Linked DNA regions of Homo sapiens: region 1 is linked to region 2. A link is a contact called in ENCODE Hi-C data. All regions are on one chromosome and are shown on one strand. The core of a region is the stretch at or near the end of the contact, and the rest is flanking DNA. Distances in the headings are between cores, read along the strand shown. Region 1 overlaps ZBTB7C (zinc finger and BTB domain containing 7C). Region 2 holds the start of ZBTB7C (zinc finger and BTB domain containing 7C).

Region 1 (5,991 bases), core at 2,894-5,393, 280 kb after region 2:
CAGGTGACCAGTCAGTTCCAGGGTAAAAGAGGCCTGACAGCACCCAGCTGGCCAGAGCCTCCCAGGTGGCAGTTTTCAAGAAGGCTCGAAGGAGAGGTTTGTGTGAGGTTTGAAGGAAAGGCCTGGGAGAGGGTGTTTGGCCACACCTCTGTGATTGGTGGCTGGCCCACCCCAGTGTGGACTGCCGGAATCTCCAGTTGGCATTTCTGAGTCAGCCTGCGTGATATGTCTGTTTGTTCGAGGGGAAGGGGTGTCTGTGGGTCCCACCCACAAGGTCTCATGATCTCCAACGGAGGAGGGAGCTGCAGTGCTGTGGTTACTTCCTGCACTCCCTCTTTTTTTTGTTACTTAAAGGATTGCTGTTTAGTGTTTGATTTGGTTAAGTTACACTCACGACCCTGTAAGGAGAAAACATATAATTCTAGTAATTTTATTGGGCTTAGGTTTCAGGCAAATGGAAATAAATTGCCTCTAAAAAGACAGACACGCTGAATTGAATAAAACAATAATAATAAAAAGCCTCCCTTGCTTTGAGATAAGTGGTAAGTCATTTTGTGAAGTACTAGAGAAGGAGAGTGGGGGGAAACCCACAAAAAACAAAACGGAGGAACCCGGAAGAAAAGAGGGGAAAAGAAAAGCTCCTCCACCGCCCTTGCCTTTATTTCTGCTTTACCTTTTCCAAAGATCTTAATTTGGTGTCATAAAGTGAAGCGTAACGCGCGAGTGGTGAGATCGTCCTGTCCTGCGCTTAACAGTACAGGTGGACCAAAGGGGCTCCCGGCCAAATACTTCTGGTTGGAGGGTGGGGAGGGAGTGCTCTCTCAAAACCACTCCTGGAATGGCTTAACTCGCCCAGCACGAATCAATGACAACCTCCCGCCGGCTGCGGCAGGCTCCCGCGAGCAGCGCGGCCGCGTGGATTCCCAGCCCGGGACCCTGGCGGCGCTCAGGACACGGCCCGGGCACGAGCGCGGCGTCCCCGGGGCGGCCAGGTGGGTCTGCGGCGGCCTCGGCCCGCCTCTGGGCTAGGATCGGGGCTCTGGGGAGCCCAGCGGCCGGGCCGTGGGGAGGGGGTGGGGGAGGAAGCCCTTCCGGGCGGCCGGGAGAGCGCTGCGGGCATTCTCGCTACGCGCTGCGGGGACCCTGTGGCCGGGTGGCCGCGGGGCGGCTCTGGCTGGCGCGGGTGGCGGCGTCCGCAAAGCGTTCAACTCCCCCAGCCTCGCCGGAGCTCCTGCGGGGCGTGGGGCCACGCACCTCTTCCGAAATAGGAGAGAGGATCTGGAACTCTGCAGAGAGCAACTCTCGCCACTGCCCCATTGCCGCCGGCCCACGCCAGCGGGCTCCTTTGGGGCGAGGGGCCAGCCGAAGGAACGTAAGGGCACTCCGAGAGGGAGTTGCGGGTGTACCTTGGTAGTTTAAATTGTCTCCCCCAAGAATGCTTGGTCCTCCTGAGAGTCAGATGCAAAACTTGGGGACGGGAGGGAGGGGGGACAAAAGCCATGGCAACTTGGCAAAAGTCGAGGGCCGGCGATACGGGCAGAAATTAAAGGAGCGATTGGCAGAAGTCCAGCTAGGCGCGCGGCGGGAGCCCTGTCAGGTCCCTGGGCTCAAATCGCGCGCTGAGCTGGGTGGGTGGGGGGCTCTTCCCTGGACTCCAACCTGGGGGTGAGTGGATGGGGAGCACTCCCACCCGAGCAGGCGAGTCGAGCTATAGTCTCTCAGCTCCGGAGACGGCCCGGTGTGGGTGGCGCAAAAGGACTGACCCCGTGCGTCCCCACTCCCGCGGGCGCCCGGGCCGGCGTCACCCACTGGAGCGCCTGAGTTCCTGCAGGCGGGCGCAGCGGCCGCGGGGCTGGCCTGGGAAGGACGATGGAGAGAGCTTCCCCCTAACCCAGCACCCACGCCCCCCTGCCCGCCGCCCACCCCGCGCGGAGCATCCAGCGTCGGGTCCCCCACGCCGTGCTCTGTGGTGAGGGCTCCAGGGTCGCTCCTTTCTGTTCCTGGCTTCCGTTGTCCTGGCTGTGTCTGTGCCGGCAGGCGGGTGGGCAGCGGGCGGCTGCCTTCTTTCTTTTAATAGCTGGTACCCAGCTTCGCGCAGAAGGAAGCCCCACTCCAGCGACTTATTGGTCGGCTAGTGGCAGACCACTTCCAGTTCTTCTAAATGCGGAATTTTGAAAATAGAAAGGAAGTGATTGAAACAATCGAGCAGTTTCTCCAGATGAGATAGAAGATTTTTTGGAAGGGGGAGGGGCGCGCTGGCTTGGAGGTGGTAAAGGCTCTGCCAGGTTCAAGTTTCAGCTCCACTCCCTCCGTTCCCCTTCTTTCACCCAGTTAAATCCTCTCTGGGCTTAGAAAGGCTCAGGAACCCCCGCTGGGTGAAACTCCAGGAAAGAAAAGTAGCCCCAGTGCCGGTCCTCCCCCCTTAAGGCACAACCTGGGCTGCATAGAAAAAGAACCCACTCTCCCAAAAAAGACTCATATTAGGCCACATCAGATATGAATCATTAGCCCCACTTTGCAGATGGGGAAACTGAGGCCCAAATGGGTTAAATACATTGTCCAGGTAGTAGCAGAGGCAGGATTGAAAGCCACTCATTGTACCCCACGTCTTTTAGAATCTTACACTTTAACTGCAGAGACAGGAATCGCCTTGGTATAATTATAGTACAACAGAAAATAGTATGTGTTACACTTAATATTAACTTTTTTTAATGTCATTTTCTTTTTAAACAATCAGTCATTTATTCAACGCTATTGTATTGTTTACTGTATGTGTCCAGGTACCATGCTAAGTGCTGGGCATACATCAGTAACTGAAATCAGACGAGATCTCTGGCCTCTGTCAATGGGAATAGTAATAGTAATAGTAATAGTGCAACCCTCAAAGGGTTGGATGAAGTGAGATGGAGCCTGGGAAGGAGCCTGGGAAGCATTGCTGTTGAGAAGCAGCAGCAGGAGGCCTGGATGAAGAGGAGGAGAGGGAGAAGGAAGGAGAGGAAAGAGCGGGGAAGTTAGAATGACTGGAGTCTCCATGCTGCAGTCACCAGGACTTGTCCCTGGTTCAAGGGGATGCAGTGGAATGCACACAGCACAGTCAGCCTCTGCCCCAAGTGCCCAGGAAGCTGTTTGAGCCCCTGCTGTTCAGATTATTCATTTAGGGTTTACAGTTGTGGGTTTCGAAGAGTCTGCACTTTTGGCACATGCCAGCTGGAGATGACAAGAAGAGGCCCAAACAGTCTCTGAGAGTACTGGCATCTCTCTCTGGATCAGTGCTGGCCGGGCTGAGAACTGTCCCAGGGTGTCACCCTGCTGATGCATCTGCCCACTTCCTCAGTGGCCAGGATGGCATTTTCATAGGACTCGAGTTTAGCTTCAAGCGCCTGCCCTTACCTTTGGGGAGGGAAGCTTGTCTACACTCACAGGACTTGTTGGTAGCAAAGCCAAGACTAGAACCCAAGTCTCTAGACCGTACATGGTTCACAGAGCAGCTCACTTTGGCCTTCCGGGGCGGTTTTAGGACTCAACTGAAAGACCCTTCATCCACTTACATCTCCACTTACAATGCCATTTCCTGAGAATCCTGTCCTCCTTCGTTTTAGCTGACCAGACATATCTGTCCTAATAGAATGGTGTTGGATGGATGTTTGAGACAGAGCAGCCATAAATAATCTGGGGCGTTTGGCCTGTTAACTCTCCTTCCATCCTGAATGGTGTAATAGGTTTAAGATAACTACCTCTAAAATTAACTATCACTTTTGTGAGGAAGGTGAACTGATAAATCTTGCCTTGAAACTATTACCCATCTGAGTGATGCTCTGGGACTTTCTTTCCCCAGAATTGTTACCGACTTCTGCTAGAAGAATAGTTTTTTTCTACTTCCTTTTCTTAAAAAAAAAAAAAAAAAAAAATCCTGGGTTTGAGGTCACAAGATCATATTGCATACTACCTTGATGTCGTGCTGCCAGAATAAAGGCATTTTCCCCCAATATTGAGATTATCAGCTTGATAAGGGCCGTGAGCACCCAGCTGGCTATCCCAGTGTTTACAGCAATTACACAGGTGTATAATTGCATGGGGATGTTTGTTTGCTCAGCCCTTGCTCAGCCAGGCAGCCCTACAGGTTGGGCCAGGGAGAGAGCTGTTCAGTTTATTTTCCTTTGGCTGGGAACTGTGGAGATGAATAGAGGGAGGGGAATCGGGTTGAGAGATTGTTGCCAAGAGCAATTTGGAGTCTCCTTCATATTAGTCAGAGATTGTGTTTTTCCTTTCTAAAGCCTCCTGCTTCATAGTAACTTCCACGGAGGATTTATTTTCCATCTTGTGTGTGTGTGCTTGTTAATTTTTGTTTGATTTTTAACTTGCTGCACTTCTCATGACTTAGCAAAAAAAAAAAAAAATAGCGTGGGGAATGTGTGATGACACAGGCCCTTTATATCATACATTCTGCATGTTATTGCTTAATAAATTTGAATACTGATAGACCCTGAGGTATCATGATGGAGTGAAATGAGTAATTCCTTTGAAGGGAGAGTTTATCTTCAGTGGATGACTTTCAAAATTGCAGCATAATTTCACTTTCCCACTGTACATCTTGATCCTGTGTTTAGATAAATAGAAATGCTTGCTCTCTTCTGTCATTTTCCCTTTTGTTCCATTTGGAAGGCCCCCTCCATCTAGGCCTTGCTTGGAAGGGGATCAGCTAGAGTGGGCCTCCTTCCACTTCATCCGCACCCATGCACCTCCCTCCTCCATGCCAGAGGCCAGCTAGTGAGAAGGAGGTTCCCCCCATGGGATAAGAGCTGCCCCACAATGGTAGCTTGGCTTGTGTGTGCATGGAACACAGAACAGGAAAGCTTGCATGACCACAGGCTGCCCCTCCTAGGCCAGGAACCCCGGAGCAAGCTGTAATTCATCAGTCAATAACTGAGTCCATCCACTGAACAAATTGAGTGGAGCAACTCTGAGACTCCAAACTTGAAAAATTACCTAATAATACGGCACATGATCTATGTCGGCTTTTCCAAATTAGATGCAAACCAGATGCAAATGTACATGTGGCCCTCCCAAATGATATCATATAACTGGACTTGGCCTTCAGGAAAATCTGTGCTGCCTACACATATGCGTTGTACACATACCTGCAGGGCTATTGCTTTCTTGGCTGTGGAGTCTGGCTGACAATTCTGTTAAATTGTTTCTGGAGACAACAGGTTGGTCCGTTGGTCTTTCTGGAGCCACTGGAAGAGGTCACTGGAGAGATGACAGTGGTCTCAGCTCCTGTTGACACTTGCCATCCATAAGCCCTAGGGAAATCTAGCAGAGGCTGCCTCTATTAAGCAGAACTTAAACAACAGAAACTTTTCTAATGTTTGTTTTGTTTCTGTTTTTCTTAATAAAACAGTCAATAAAATTTATTGAGATATAATTCACATAGCATATAATCCACCCATTTAAAGTGTAAATTCAATGGTTTTTAGCATATTTGCAGGGCTGTGTAACCATTATCATAATCAGTTTTATAGTATCTTGATTACTCCAAAGGAAATACTGTACCCATTAGCAGTCACTGCCCATTTCACCCCAAGCCGTCCTAGGTTACCAATAATCTACCTTTTGTCTCTATAGATCTGCCTATTCTGGACCTTTCGTATAAATAGAATCAGATAATATGTGGTCTTTTGTGACTAGTGTCTTTCAACTAACCTAACACTTTTGAGTCGTTAGCTTTGTAGCATGCATCAGTACTTCATTTCTCTTTATTGCTGAACAATATTCCTTGTATAGATACACCATATTTTATTTACCCATTCATAATTATATTTACCCATAATGGGTAAATCCATTTACCCGTGATGGATATATAGGTTGTTTCCATATTTGGCTTCTGTAAATAATGCTGTTTTGAACAATCATTTGCAAGTTTTTGTGTGGACCTAGGTTTTCATTTCTTTGGGGTATATACCTAGGAGTGGAATTGCTGGGTCATATGGT
Region 2 (6,244 bases), core at 3,369-5,868:
AGGTGTATAGAAGAGGCATGGCCTATCTCCACTAGCTTCTTCATGGGGGCTCTTGGGGATGCAGCATTTTCTTGAGGGAGATGGTAACTGGAGTCTGGGGTGAGGAGCAAAATGGTGAGGTGGGTTATGGCTGAGCTAGGGACAGCAGGATCATGCTGGACACTGAGGAAGAACTTCAGGAGGAACAGAAAGTAGAACTTCCATATTCTTGGTATTTTCTAGGGGAAGCTGGCCCCTGGAAGGGAATGGTGGTTGTATGGTTGGATTACACATGTACTTTTTTTTTTTTTTTAATGATTAATGTTGGTTATAGCTGGTGAGTGATTACAAGTGAGTTTTGATTTTTCTATATTTTCTTTGGCCCTTTTAAAGAAAATATTACTTTGACACTTGTAAAAATGGTAGGGAAGTGGTAGACTTTATTCAAGACTATTGCAATAGGAGTGTTGCAATGGCGGGGAGAGACTGGGCTCAACAAGGGGAAGTGGGGATTTATAGCCAAGGTACAGAGTAAGGGGGTCGATAGATGGAAAATTACTAAGAGGAGACATTAAGGGTAGGTGCATTCTTGCTGGACTAACCTAACAGGATTCTTGCTAAAGGCAGGCCAGGGTGCTCGGAGATCAAGGGTCAGGGGGGTTTTCACTAAACTAACTTAGAAGGATTCTTTCTACAACTGGACTTGGCTGGCTGAAGAGAGGGCCCAAGGGTGGGAGCCCAGTGGAAATGAAGCCTCAAAGGAGCCTGCCTCAAGTGTGGTCAAGGAGAAAGTCTTTGTCATCCCATATGGGCTATAAATGTATGGCCACTAAAATGAGAAAGAAAAATTAGTAAAATAAAAAATACTCTCCCAAGAGATATGATAACTAAACGCAATATGCAATCCTGAATTGAATCCTGCCTAGAATTTACTTATTTTTTCATTTTTGCTATTGGTGAGACAGTTGGTGAAATCTAAATATAGTTCAGACTAGATAATAGTGTTGTATCTATGGTTAGATCTGGATTTTGATTATTATATAAGAACGTCCTCATTGTTAAAAAACATTCACTGAAGAATTTATCAGTAAAGGAACATCATATCTTCAGCCTATGCTCAAACAGTTTAGAAAAAAAGAATATGTATATACAAAGAAACAGCAGGGTAAAGCAAACATGGGCAAATGTTGGCACATGGAGATTCTGGGTGAAGATATATGACAATTCTTTATATTATCTTTGTAACTTTTCTGTAAATCTGAAATTATTTCAAAATAAAAATTAAAAAACGAACTAAGAAAAAATAAAAAATATCATGCAAACTTAGGGACTGAGTCCAGTGCTACCTTTTCCAGGAAGGCACTTCACCCAGTCTGCCTTATGGTAGGTAATACACACCATGATTTCCTTGAATTTCTCTTCTGCTCTGATTTATTCAAAGCCTCTTCCCTCTTTCTCCTCTAGAGGCAGCATCGCAGGGGAGGATGCTCGTGAACTTCTGAACTCACGAACCTGGATCCAAATGCTGCCCCTGACACTACCCAGCGGTGGCAACATGGCCATTACCACCACTATTGATATCAGATTTTTCATCTATAAAACGGTTACAACAAAATATATTGCATACAGTTGTCATGAGAAACATATAGCAATGGAAACCGTAAGTTCTAATCTAGAAAGAGCTCTGTAAATGTTAATTCCCCTCTTTTTTCTTGAATCAGTCTTTCAACATCCTCGGGAAATAGGTAAAAATTTGATCCCAATTCTCAGATAATTTATTTAGAGTTTATCACCATAACTAATATTGACAATTTACAATGTGCTCTACAGTGCTTAATACACAGTAACCCCTTAATGAATGTTGTTCATGGGGCAACACTTGCCCTCGCCTTTTCTCACCCGACCATTCCAGCATCTCTATGGAGTAGAAAGGGACCTACTATTATCTCCCTTTTTACAGATTTGGAAATGGAGGCTTTAGAGAGTTGAATGACATGCTTTTTTTCTAGGATACATGGCTGATAACTGTTAAAGTTTGGCAGTAAATTCTATTAATTATTGCAAAGCAACGTTTACCATTGCACTTACATCCAAACTAGTACGTTGCAAATAAATCTTACAGCACTCACTGGATCTCCATGCTTACGCTATTCCATGAGCTAAAGCTATAGAACATCTACTTTGAGCCAGAGAAGAGAGGAGAAACTTTCTGATTTAGAGCCACATTTATATTAGAGTCTATTTACTATTTACTAGACTCTTTACTATTAGAGTCTAATTTACTGCCCACATCCCTCTTTTCTCAACCTAAATGCCCTTTTTATGGCTGTAGCTGCCCTCACCCCCAGAACTACATTTCTATTTCCTGCAGGTGTCTGGGCATTTGCAGGGCTGGGATCCTCTAGGTGCTCTCTAAATGCATCCGCATGCTTGGCATGAGGCGCAGCCAGACTTATGGCTTAGAAGCGGGGCCATATCAGCTGGGTCAGCAGCATTCCAAGTAACTGAAAACCCTTTAATGAAGGGAAGCAAGACAGGCAACTTAATTTAACAGAGAGACAAACCTAATATGAGAGGGCAGTGGCTGCCACAGCTGCTGAAAGCGAGATATATTATTTTGCCATTCTGGAAGCTTTAGCAACTTGGAAATCTGACATCCTGAGCCTGAACATACCTTAGGTTCCACGATAGACTATCCTAGATTTACATGTGCATTTGAATAGTTTGGATAAGATGGCTGTCCAAACTGTTCATTTGGTGAAATTTACTTAGTAGGAAAAACCAGATCTCTTTGGCAAATTAAACGTGACATAATTGTACCCAAACCCTACGTTTCAGATCCCTCTATTCATATCTAGTTTTCCACTCTTACATCCTATTCCAGAGCCCGTTTTCCCTTGTTTTCACTACTCCCAACGTACTATCTTGCAATGTGCGTTTATTACACGAATGAATGAAATGGTTTAAAAAAAAATCCCAATAAGTGATATTAGGAAGAGGCACCAAAGGTTCACAAACTTATTTTTGTGAATTCTGTAAAAAATGTCATCCAGTGTCTTCAGCATTAAAGGACACAGCAGCAGCCCCACTGCCCTTTTATTAATCCGTAGCCAGAATGGGCACTAGGCGGCCGGGATTCGCCATCTCGCCTCTCCTGGGCGCCAGGTGCGCCTCAGATAAGCGCAGCCGGGTAGGAGTTTGAGGACGACAAACTTTCCCGCTTCTGAGGGAGGAGCCCCGGAGAGGACCCGCTGACGTGCGAGGGTGCTGCCTCCGATGTACTACCAAGGAGGGCGAGGGTTCCTATGTCTGTCTGGAGCGCAGAGGGGTGGACTGCAAAAAGGTAGGAGGCAAAGCCAGCTCGAGTTTCCCCGGCCCGTAGCTGGAGGGAACATCTGCCCAAGTGTCGCCTCGCCCGAGAACGCTCACGCCCTCTCCAGGGCCAGGACCCTTCCTCCTCCCCTCGCACTGGCCCTTCGTGGCTTCCAGCACCGCTGAGCACTCGGCGTCCCAGCGAGATTCTCCTGCCCCGACAGACTCCGAGGGGGCGGGGCCCGGCGGGACGGGGCGGGGACAAGCCCTCCCCGGGCCCGCCCGTTGGCATTGTTGCGCGGTGATTGGACGCTTCGGAAGGCCGCCTTCCAGGCCGACCCGGGGAGTGACGGGCGGCCAGCGGCTGCTCCCCGGCGTGTGGGGTGCGGAGTGCGGGGCCCAAGGCTCCAGAGGGGTGGGGACTCCGGGCCGCAGCGCCGCCGAGCGCGATTGCCCGCTGAGATTCGGCGCCCCGGGGTGCGGCAAGCTTGCGGTTTCAGGTGCTGGCTAGGCGTCTTGGTGCGCTCGCTGGAGTGCCGAGAGCATTTGGGAAACTTAACTTCTCGCCCCCACTCCTTGCTCCCGACTTTCGGGTAGAAAAGCAGTTGCCGAGTTGTTTTATTTCCTCCCCCATCGGACTCTGTAAAAATAGCCGTGCGCCGGGGCGGCAGAGCCCATCTCTGCCGCACCGCTGCCCCGGGTCGGCAGAGCCCATCTCTGCCGCACCGCTGCCCCGGGTCGGGTGTGGACCTAAAAATACCCGGCGGTCCCAAGCCTGCGCTGGGGGTGCGGGCGGGTCCGGCCGGGCCGCAGAGGGCGTCAGGAGACCGGAGAAACGGCGGCCGCCTGGCCCCCTCGCCTCTGCCGGGGCTGTCCCTTTAAATCCTGGAGGAGGCAGAGAGAAAAAAGGAAAGAAAGAGAAAAGACGCGGAGCCCCGAGCGGTTGGTGGCGGTGCCCGGCCCCCCCACTCCGCCTCCGCGTCGGGTCCTGACTCCCGCCCGCAGCCTCCGCCAGTCCCGGGCGCCCCCCGCCGCGCCGCCCACTCGCCACAGTTACTGTCAAAATAGAAATTAGCGGAGCCGGGCGGGGGCTGCGGCGCAGCAAGTGCATGTGCCGCGCGGCGGGGAGGGGGCGGGCGCGAGCGACAGGCGACCGCACACATCCGGGCCCTTTAGCCCTGTGCGCCCCCCGAGCCGGCGGCGCGGGCGCGGGGCGCGGGGCGCGGGGCTGACAGCCGCGGCGCGGGAGGCGGGGCGCGGGGAGGGCGGAGGCGCGGCGCGGGGAGGGAGGAGCTGCCCGCTCGCCCGCTGCCGCCGCTCAGCTCCATACCCGCCGGCGCAGCCCCGCCACGAGACTCTGACAGCGGCGCGGCCGGCGAGGCTCGGGCGCGCAGGGACCGGCGGACACCGGCGGCGAAGGAGGACGCCAGGACTGCGTCCCGGAGCCAAGTGCGGGAGGCGCGCAGGGCCGGCGGCGCGCGGAGGTGAGCGGCTTCGCGCGCCGGGCTCGGGCGCCGGCTGCCGGGGTCGCGATCTCCACAGCACCTCGGCAGCCGAGGCAGTTCGGGAGGTCGCGGGGCGGCGGGCGGGTGGCTTTGCTTGGGCTGCGCCGGAAAGCGATTGCGGGGGCCGTTGCTAGGAGGCCGGCGGTCCGCGCGCCTTGGGGCGCCGGCTGGAGCAGGGGCGCCCTCCGCGCGGTGGGCAGGAGGCGGGGGGCTGCGGTGGCTATTCAGGGGCTCCGTGCGGCAGCCATGCAACGGAGGAGGCGGGAGGAGGGAGGGAGGGAAGGAGGGAGGGGAGAGCCAGCGGAGAGCGAGCCAGCGAGCGGGCGCCGCGCCTCCTGGCTGGCACCGCGGCCCGGAGCGAAGTGGCGCGCGGGGCTGGAAAGGAACTTCTGCGGGCGCGTGCGGCCCGGGGCTCGGCGGCGCCTGCGGGCCCGAGCGGGGCGGGCCCGTCGGCAGCCACAGGTGGTTTCTGCCAAAAGTTTTACCGCACTTCTGCCTGGAAGGCGCGGGAGCGTTTTGGTGAGTGACGTTTTCCTGGGACTTTTGCAGTCTCACTTCGCGCTGTCTTTTCTTGAAAATTGGAAAATGAGCTGGAAAGGCTGGGATCCAGCACCTCTCGATGAGATCTGAGCAGAGTACAGTCCTTGCCCGAGGTGTCGCTCATGCAGGACTCAAAGATCCTTGCTGCTGTCAAGTCGGGAAGCTGGGGGAAATGGGCGCACGCACACAGTTCCTCCAAGCCTCGGACAAGTGAAGCCGAGCCTGGCCCGGTGCCTGTCGCCGCGCGGGGTAGTGCGAGGTCTGTTCCCAGCGACACGCACGGGAACTGCGTGCGTCTTCTCTCAAGGTGTGTACGTCTCTTGCTCCGTTGAAAGCGAATTGTCTCTGGCCGCTGTGCTGCTTTGTTTTTCCGGTTGCTTGTCTGGTTTTACTAGGATGAAGGCCAGGAGGAGCCAAAGAAAAGCGAAGCGGCAGCTCCCGTTATCTTTGCAATCTGCAAAGCTGTGGAGGCTGGTACCCAACCTTCCGCGGCGCGGGCGCAAGGCCGAGGGGAGCTGGGGGTGGGTGGCGTGCGCTGCCTGTATGGGAAGTCTCGCTGGACCATGCGCAAGGCTAGAGCCGGAGTTTCTGGTGCTTCTAGGACAGAAAGAGGAGTGGGAGTGGGAAGGGAAGACCCCTTAAAAGAAGATATACTGTGCCCAGACCTGGGAGAGAGGCTCCGAGAAGTCCGGTGGCTTGGCCCTGTTCTTCATTGGCGGGGTTGAGGAATCCAGGGCAGCGAGGTAGAAACACCTCGGTAGGTCGTCCTGGGCTGAAAGAAATCATTATTCCCAGAGCGGGCCAGATACCCGGGTGTTGAAACTAGGTACAAAACTGCGTGAGAGGTGGAAACTCTCAGTCCTTCATTCTCCTTGGTCCGGTGGCTCCCGCTCCCTGCCCCCACAAGT

Evidence for each region. Hi-C counts contacts between places; a loop is a spot of excess contacts on that map. Pooled maps may share reads with other maps.
Region 1: a pooled map shows a loop between it and region 2 (4-fold over the local background). The contact joins the enhancer-like site here to the promoter of ZBTB7C in region 2. A Hi-C loop is called at or near these places in 8 of 50 pooled maps.

The regions. Positions count from the first base shown.
Region 1 is chr18:48,132,008-48,137,998 of GRCh38, reverse strand. The region is part of intron 3 of ZBTB7C (zinc finger and BTB domain containing 7C); the gene reads left to right. Among named protein-coding and RNA genes, the nearest start is that of ZBTB7C-AS1, 28 kb to the left of the region's middle. Within about 2 kb of position 4,143, at least 8 of the 41 ENCODE cell types and tissues checked have a DNase peak (open chromatin) inside an H3K27ac peak, as active enhancers do.
Region 2 is chr18:48,407,757-48,414,000 of GRCh38, reverse strand. ZBTB7C (zinc finger and BTB domain containing 7C) reads left to right here and starts at 4,618. Exons shown (of 5, transcript NM_001318841.2): 1 at 4,618-4,775. RefSeq lists a silencer at 3,450-3,829 and enhancers at 5,100-5,717, 5,718-6,244.